Regions from separate parts of the Homo sapiens genome. Here region 1 is linked to region 2. The links are chromatin contacts, found by Hi-C or POLR2A ChIA-PET in ENCODE. All regions are on one chromosome and are shown on one strand. Each heading gives the region's core, a stretch centred on a gene start or an enhancer-like site at or near the end of the contact. The rest is flanking DNA. Distances are from core to core; before and after follow the strand shown.

Region 1 (4,166 bases), core at 1,424-3,923, 45 kb before region 2:
TCTAAATGCACAAATATCAAATTTAATTCATTTCAGTTCACATGTTAGTTTTTATATAAATCCCCTCACAAAACCAAGTCTGGGCTAGGCGCGGTGGCTCATGCCTGTAATCCCAGCACTTTGGGCGGATCACGTGAGGTCGGGAGTTCGAGACCAGCCTGACCAACATGGAGAAACCCCATCTCTACTAAAAATACAAAATTAGCTGGGCATGGTGGCGAATGCCTCTAATCCCAGCTGCTCGGGAGGCTGAGGCAGGAGAATCACTTGAACCCAGGAGGCAGAGGTTGCAGTGAGCTGAGATCATGCCATTGCATTCCAGCCTCAAAAAAAAAAAGCAAGCAAACAAACAAAAAAACAAACAAACCCAAGTCTGGTATTTAGACAAAACTATCCATGATTCTTTTTAGGTTCAACAGGAGGCAAGGCAATAAGGTAGATGAAAAGGTAACAAGGTACAAACACTACAGGCCACTGATCAAGGCTGTTTCTACCCTCAGAAAGAATGAGATCTGGTTGGTTAAATCCCTCAAGTACATTCCAAGAATGGGCCCTCACTGTGAGATACTGAGTTAGCACCTTTTGGCTGGGCGCAGTGGCTCATGCCTGTAATCCCAGCACTTTGGGAGGCCGAGGCGGGCAGATCACAAGGTCAGGAGATCGAGACCATCCTGGCTAACACAGGGAAACCCCGTCTCTACTAAAAAAAAAATACAAAAAATTAGCCGGGCGTGGTGGCGGGCACCTGTAGTCCCAGCTACTCGGGAGGCTGAGGCAGGAGAAAGGGGTGGACCCGGGAGGTGGAGCTTGCAGTGAGCCGAGATCGTGCCACTGCACTGCAGCCTGGGCGACAGAGTGAGACTCCGTCCCCACCACAAAAAAAGAAAGATATTGAATTAGTACCTTTACTGAGTTAGCACCTTTCTAAAGGATACTCAGGCAATATTGACCAAAAAACTTTTCACTCAACATAACATTGACTTAACAATTCCACTTCTAGGAGTTTCTCCTAAGAGGACAACCTGGCATATGCACAAGGCCATACAACTTTTTTCAGAATGGCAAATGTTGTCAAGATCCTGAATATCACTCCCTACCTAACGTCTGCCCATAGAGGCTGCTTATCTAAAATGACAGTACTGCCAAACAAGGAAGTAACCGTGTAGCCATTAAAAATGAGGATAGAGGCCAGGTACGGTGGCTCACGCCTGTAATCCTAGCACTTTGGAAGGCTGAGGCGGGCAGATCACCTGAAGTCAGGGGTTCAACACCAGCCTGGCCAACATGGCCAAACCCCGTTTCTACTAAAAATACCCCCAAAAATTAGCCAGGTGTGGTGGTGCATGCCTGTAATCCCAGCTACTCAGGAAGCTGAGGCAGGAGAATCACTTGAACCCAGGAGGTGGAGGTTGCAGTGAGCCAAGATCGCACCACTGTACTCCAGCCTGGGCAACAAGAAAGGGAAGTGAATAGCACACTCCTGTTGATACTTTAAAATGTGGAGACACAGGAACAGAATAGGGGGTAGGAGAGTAGGGAAAACATCAAAATAAAACCCAAGGTTATCTTTGAGGAACACAATTTACGAATCACATCAATTAATATTTTTTTGCTTTTCCTACTCACAGATTTTGGAATACTCCTCCTAAAATACAAGTGTGTAGTTTCTTCAAAAACACCTTCATCATGTCTCTGTGTCAGGTACTCTGAATTTTTTAAAGTCATGCCATGGCTCATGTCTGTAATCCTGGCACTTTGGGAGGCCGAGGTGGGTGGATTGCTTCAGCTCAGGAGTTCAAGACCAGCCTGGGCAATGTGGCAAAACCCCAACTCTTCAAAAAATACAAAAATTAGCCAGGCATGGTGGTGTGTGCCTGTGGTCCCAGCTACTGGGCAGGGAGGTGGGAGGATCACTTAAGCTCAGGAGGCTGAGGCTGCAGTGAGCCGGGAACATGTCACTGCACACCAGCGTGGGTGATAGAGTGGTGAGACTGTCTCAAAAAAAAAAGAAAAAGGCATCTTAAATGTGTTACCTTTTCATTACTTTAAAATCCTGATAATTTAAATATCTATTACTCTTTTCCCTTGAATAATGGGTTGCGGGCTGTTTTTAATTTCTAAGGGGAAAAAAAACACTCTATGAAATGGTTCCACCACTATTATTCACCATGTTCCCTAAGCAACATCAAGGTCTGCCCCATCATAGCCACCTGTTATTTTATTTCAGCAACAGAGAAACTATTATCGAATGACAATAGAAAGGTGACTGAAACAGTAAGGAAAGGTTATTTTGTTAAAGTCAACAAGCTCTGAATCATGTAATGCGATATTGAAGCAAGGCTTCTAAAAACAAGCAATGTAGTACCCAGACAATAAGGACCTGTCACTCCTCTAGCTCTTCCTAGCTGGTCAAAGCTGTGACTTAAGTAATCATTTCTCAGAACAAAACAATGTAGGTGCTTGTTTCAAGGTAACAGCTATGCTGCTGTCAGAAAACAGTAGTAATGGCCTTTAGAAGAAATTTATGTGATTTGCGGATGGGAAGAAGCTCATTTTGTCAAGAGACCCTTAGGAAAACATGACCAAGAGAGTCAAAATCCAGTTATTCCTGCAGAAGGAAAAAGCATAGACAGTATCCAGCCACTAGATGTCACTCTCCTTCAAAGTGCTGTTGATGTTGCTCATCCTAGTCAAAAGGAAGTCAAGTGGTCTAGACAACTAATTCCTTAAATGGCATTAATTTAAAATAGTCTGACTTCTGATTGGGGTGCTGCATAGTAGTTGAGAAAAATAAAAATGAAAACCCACTGGAGACTGGCCATCAGTTCCAAAGGCAAAGTGGCTGTCCAAAATACAACATCGTATTGGCTGGTGGGAATGTAAATTGAATGAAATATGTAGATAACTTTAAGACACTAGGGGGAAAAGTTCCAGCTAAGTAGGAAAGTAGGAACTGCAGAAAGTGAAGCACAAAGTCAACATTCAAGACCTGAGGCCGGGCCCAGTGGCTCATGCCTGTAATGTCAGCACTTTGGCAGGCCAAGGCAGGTGGATCATGAGTTCAGGAGATCGAGACCATCCTGGCCAAAATGGTGAAACCTCGTCTCTACTAAATACAAACAATTAGCCGGGCGTGGTGACGCACCCCTGAAGTCCCAGCTACTCAGGACGCTAAGGCAGGGAAATCGCTTGAACCCGGGAGGTGGAGGTTGCAGTGAGCTGAGATCGTGCCACTACACTCCAGCCTGGCAATAGAGCAAGACCCCATCTCAAAAAAAAAAAAAAAAAAAAAAAAAAAAGACCTGAAAGTCACATCAGTAATCTTAAATCAGGGAAAAGAACTGGCTTCCTTTTTTATTTTTTAAAAACATAAACAGCATGAGAGAGATTTCTGTTTTTCTCTTTTTTCTTTTTAATAAGGAGTTGACCATTTTTGATCACCTTATGATTGAACTTTTTTCAACCATGCTGTTTTCTTCACAGTTCATTCATAGGAAGGAGTGTCGAAAGGACTTGCTGATGAAACATAACATATAGAGCACAGGTTGCAAATGGGGCTGAAGAACCACATCCAGCCTGAGCCATTTCTTTTGGTGTTGAGTGTATATTTCAAGCCTTAATTGAATTAGTTCCCAACATCTTTTTAAAATTGAGATACTACACTAAAAGCATGGATTTTTATCTTCTCTTAAAAAGTGGAAGACGTGGCAGCAGCTCTCAGCCCACATTCCCAAGCAGTGACAGTAGGGAAGTAGAGCTGCCCCTCCAGACCCACCCATGGGACTCTCCACTTGGCAACACTACCCACCAAGCCCACTTTATTCCTGTTGATTTCCCGTATGGCCAAGAGGAATCTGAATTTACAACCCCTGTGGTAAAAAGTATAGGAGAGGAAAGAGTTGGAGATGTATTAATAAGATCTCACTGAACAAAATGATCTTTATACCAGAAAAGCAAAGTGAGGACAACTAAAGACACATAGACCCTCCAGAAAGATAGCCCCCTATGGGCATATGCACTAAATATACATACATGCAGGACTGACCAACCTTCCCCACCTATTCAACTAGATTCCCATGTTCCCAGCACAGACTTTGAGGAGATTATGGATTGCTGCAGTGACTGGAAGAGGGTGCTACTGATGTTCAGTGGACAGGAGCTAGGGA
Region 2 (4,169 bases), core at 620-3,119:
CAACCACTGACTACTCTCATTCATCATAAATACTATTCATCATCTGCTTATGGCCAGACACTGTTCCAGGTATCAGGAATACAGTGTTCAACAAGACAGATAAGGTCTCTGTCCTCATGCAACTTAAATTCTACAGAGAAAGATAAAGAGCAAATAAGTAAGGAAGTAACACGACATACAGTGTTGAGAGTAGTACCTGCTATGAAGACAAAAAAAAAAAAAAAAAAAAAGCAAGACGAAGAGGAGACACAAAGGGGGGAAGCAGCTAGAGGGATAAGTTGGTAAGACAGGAAGGTCACAGAGGTCTCTCAGGGGTGGTGGCATCTGTGCAGAGGCGTGAAACAAGTGAGGGCATGAGTCCTGCAAGAGAGAATTCTAGGCAGGAGGAACATTAAGCACAAAGGCTCTGGGGCAGAAATGAGTTTGCTGTGTGCAGGGAACAGGAAAGCAGCCAGTATGGTTAGAGCTGAAAGAACCAGGAGAGCCCGAGATAGGCCCACTTCCAGAGGCAGGCAGGGGCCTGGTCTTCTCATACAGCTGTTCTCAATCCTGGCCGCATACCCAGAGATTCTGATCCAATTTGTCTGTGATGTATCCCAGGCATGAGGTTTTGTTTTGTTCGTTTTGCATTTTTTTTTTTAATTCTTCTGGGTAATCTTAATGAGCAGTCATCCAGGGTTGAGAACCTGGCTTGATTCTGTTCCACATGAGGTGGGAGGCTGGTTAAAGCAGGCACAGGATGACCCAAATGGCTTTATAAGGACCACTCCAGCTCCAGCCATGGTAGAAAGACTGTGAGCCATCAGGACTGGAAACAAGGAGATCCACTACTAGAAGGCCACAGCAGTCATTCCAGACTAGTGACACTCACACTGCAATTGCCTGCAAACTACCTGGGCATCTCCTCCAATGCATGTTATGATTCAGGGGGCCAGGAGAGGGGTTGAGATTTGCATTTCTAAAAAGCTCCCAGTTAATGTCAATGTTGCTGGCTCCACAGATCACCTTAAATAGCAAGGATCCAAACCAGTGTTTTTCAAGCTGCAGATCACGACTGAAACTGGGTCATGAAATGGGCCTCAACCACCATTTGTTTTTTCACGAAATAAGAGAATGAAATATCAGACTATACTGCAAACAGTAAAGGTAAGTACTGCTTTGTGAACCTTTTGCTTATATATATGAATATGTCTCCTAGGTTGCAGTTTTATATACACATATATGTGTGTATTTTTTTTGAGACACAATGAGACAGCATTTCACTATGTTGCCCAGGCTGATCTCAAACTCCTGAGCTCAAGCAACCCTCTGCCTCACCCTCCCAAGTAGCTGGGAGCACAGGTGCACGCCACCATGCCCAGCTGAAATAAATTTCTTGCTATGAAGTGCAGTCAAAGAAGTCTGGGAAACAATGGTCTGGGTAGCACAATGACGGTTTAGAGCAGAATGAGGGCTGTAGACTAGGTGGTGAGAAGTAGGCAAATTGGGACTATAACTGAAGGCCTAGAAAACTGGACTCAGATGGCTAAGATGTGACGTGTGAGGGAGGGAGAGAAATCAAGACACTACAAGCCAAAACAGTCACTATACATCACGATGGGGAAGACCAGGGATGGAACAGGTTTGAGGCAGGGAGACACTGCCAGTTGGAGACAAATTATGTCTAGTATGCCTGTGAAGTCCATTCAAGTGGAAGTGTCACTTAGAAAGTTGGAGATGCACATTTAGCTCTTGGGAGACAGATGGGCACTGGAGAAACAAATCTGTTAGTCATCAGCACATTTAACCTCAAGGAGTGGATGAGATCATCTAGAGAGTGAACACAGATAGAGATGAGAGCCAAGGCCGAAGCCCGGGACCAGCCCAGCATTTAGAGGTGAGAAAGCGGAAGAGAGAGTCAGGGAGATCCAGAAGGAACAGCAGAGGAAGTTCTGGAGAACCAGCAGAGAACTGTGTCTGCAAAGCCAAGTGAGAAAATGACTTCACAGCTGCTTTGAATACACGTTTAAAAACCCAGTGTAATATTAAAATACACCCCACTAACAGGCTTTAAAAAAAAAAAAGAAACAGGTATGCACATACGTAAGTACACTCAAAGAAAAAAGTCTGCAAAGTTACAGAGCATTCTGGTAATAGCTAGCTCTAGGGTCAGGAAGAGAACAAGGAACAAGCCTTTGCAGCAAGAATATGAGAAGACTGTATGCATCTACTTCTTATATAATAGAAAATCATTTCTTAAACCTCTTAATGATTCTGATATGCAGCAAGGTCTAGGGATCCCTCAGTGGGGGTGCTTAAGGGGACAGCTAAGCATCAAGTGTCAGATTGAACCAAATGTCTTTGAGGACTTTGTGATTTTATATGACTAATTTCATACCAAGAGGGGGGAAAATCAATACAGTCTTAACAGAGCAGGCTTGGCAGTAAATATGCTTAGGGAGAATCTCCCTACACAGCTTCTATTTTGGATTCCAGCAGGCTATTTAACAAAAGTCAGATGAGAGGTGTTAAAACCTCTGCAGAAGCTGTCTTTAAGAAGACTCCAGGAAGCATGATTTGCAGCCTTCAGTGACAAAGATTAGATACTAAGCTACTAATTAGCAATGCTTGTCTTTTTAACAAGTCCTTCCCAAATTGAGACAGTTTCTCTTTCAGTATCTTCCCATTTTGCTCCTTTTTCTCACTTTATCCTGTGGGCAATTACCTCCAGTAGGTTGTTGGAAGCCACAAATTCCAGCCAGTGTGAGACACAATCCACTAAATAGACTGAAAGGGTAAGAGAGTACAGTCAAAATGCACAGTCCAGACCCCAGCTACTCAAAATGAGAAGTGTGGGCCGGGCAGGGTGGCTCATGCCTGTAATCCCAGTACTTTGGGAGGCCAAGGCAGACAGATCACCTGTGCTCAGGAGTTTGAGACCATCCTGGCCAACGTGGTGAAACCCTGTCTCTACTAAAAACACAAAAATTAGCGGGGCATGGTGGCATGCACCTGTAGTCCCAGCTACTGGGGAGGCTGAGGCAGAATTGCTTGAACCCGGGAGGTGGAGGTTGCAGTAAGCCAAGATTGCCCCACTGCACTCCAGCCTGGGCAACAGACCAAGATTCTGACTCAAAAAAAAAAAAAAAAAAAACCATGAGAAGTGTGAACCAGCAGCATCAGCAGCACTGGGTGCTTGCTAGAAATGCAGGCCCTTGGGCCTCAGTGCAGATCAGATAGCAGGCTGTTTCGGAATCTGCATTTTAATAAGATCACACAGTACACCTGCAAAGTTTGAGAAACTCTGCCTTAATGCAAAGCAAGCCGGTCGTCGAAATCTCCAGGGAAATGTAAAAAATATTTATTCCCGAGTCTTATACCAACTGCAAGGATGGAGCCAGGGAATATAATTTTTTGAATCTCCCGGGTGATTCCCAGTACAATCAAGCTTGGGAATCAATGCCTTAGAGAACCCGCAGGTCGGAGACCTACCTAAGAGGTGTATGAACAAGAGTCAGAGAAAACCACAATAAGGTAACAAGTGAAGGGAAGTTTAAAAGAGAGCATAGCAACAAAGCAGGGCAAAGATCTGGCCTCATGCAAGAAACAGTGATCACCAAACAAACCAATATGCATTTAATCTAGGTAGTCCTTGTACCACGAGCTCCAGAGACTAGTTGTATTAAAAAAAAAAAAAAAATCCAGCCTGGGCAACACAGGGAGACCTCATCTCTCCAGAAAATTAAAAAATTAGCTGGGCATGGGGACAGTGCCTGCAGTCCCAGCTACTCAGGAAGCTGAGGTGGGAGGATGGCTTGAGCCAGGGAGGTCAAAGCTGCAGGGAGCCATGATCGTGCCACTACACTCCAGCCTGGGTGACAGAGCAAGACCTTGTCTCAAAAAAAAAAAAAAAAAAAAGCACTCAAGGCTACTTGCCGCCAGACAGTGACTTAAATAGCAGTAAGAAGCAGCATAGCAAAGCAGTTAGGCCGTTTCTAGAGTCAGACTACCAGGGTTAACACTTCTAGCTAACCATGTTGCTGTGGGCATGTTAATCCTCTAAGCCTCAGTTTTCCTCAATAGTAAACCAAGGATATGACTAGCACCAGCCTCATGGTGTTGCTGTATGGTAGAAACGGGTAAAGCTTTCAGAACAGAACAGGTGCAACAAAAGTATTAAAAGTGCATGT

The links. A loop is a pair of places that touch in the nucleus more often than their neighbours do. ChIA-PET counts read pairs that join two places held with the same protein, here RNA polymerase II (POLR2A). Pooled maps may share reads with other maps.
Region 1: a map of HCT116 shows a loop between it and region 2 (14-fold over the local background). The contact joins two enhancer-like sites. A Hi-C loop is called at or near these places in 14 of 168 maps with a recorded cell type or tissue (Caco-2, HCT116, HepG2 and 10 more) and 22 of 50 pooled maps. POLR2A ChIA-PET finds 5 or more read pairs at or near these places in 7 of 52 experiments (Caco-2, K562, OCI-LY7 and 4 more).

The regions. Positions count from the first base shown.
Region 1 is chr3:4,632,063-4,636,228 of GRCh38, reverse strand. The region is part of intron 5 of ITPR1 (inositol 1,4,5-trisphosphate receptor type 1); the gene reads right to left. Among named protein-coding and RNA genes, the nearest start is that of EGOT, 120 kb to the left of the region's middle. Within about 2 kb of position 2,673, at least 3 of the 41 ENCODE cell types and tissues checked have a DNase peak (open chromatin) inside an H3K27ac peak, as active enhancers do.
Region 2 is chr3:4,586,236-4,590,404 of GRCh38, reverse strand. The region is part of intron 4 of ITPR1 (inositol 1,4,5-trisphosphate receptor type 1); the gene reads right to left. Among named protein-coding and RNA genes, the nearest start is that of ITPR1, 95 kb to the right of the region's middle. Within about 2 kb of position 1,869, at least 7 of the 41 ENCODE cell types and tissues checked have a DNase peak (open chromatin) inside an H3K27ac peak, as active enhancers do.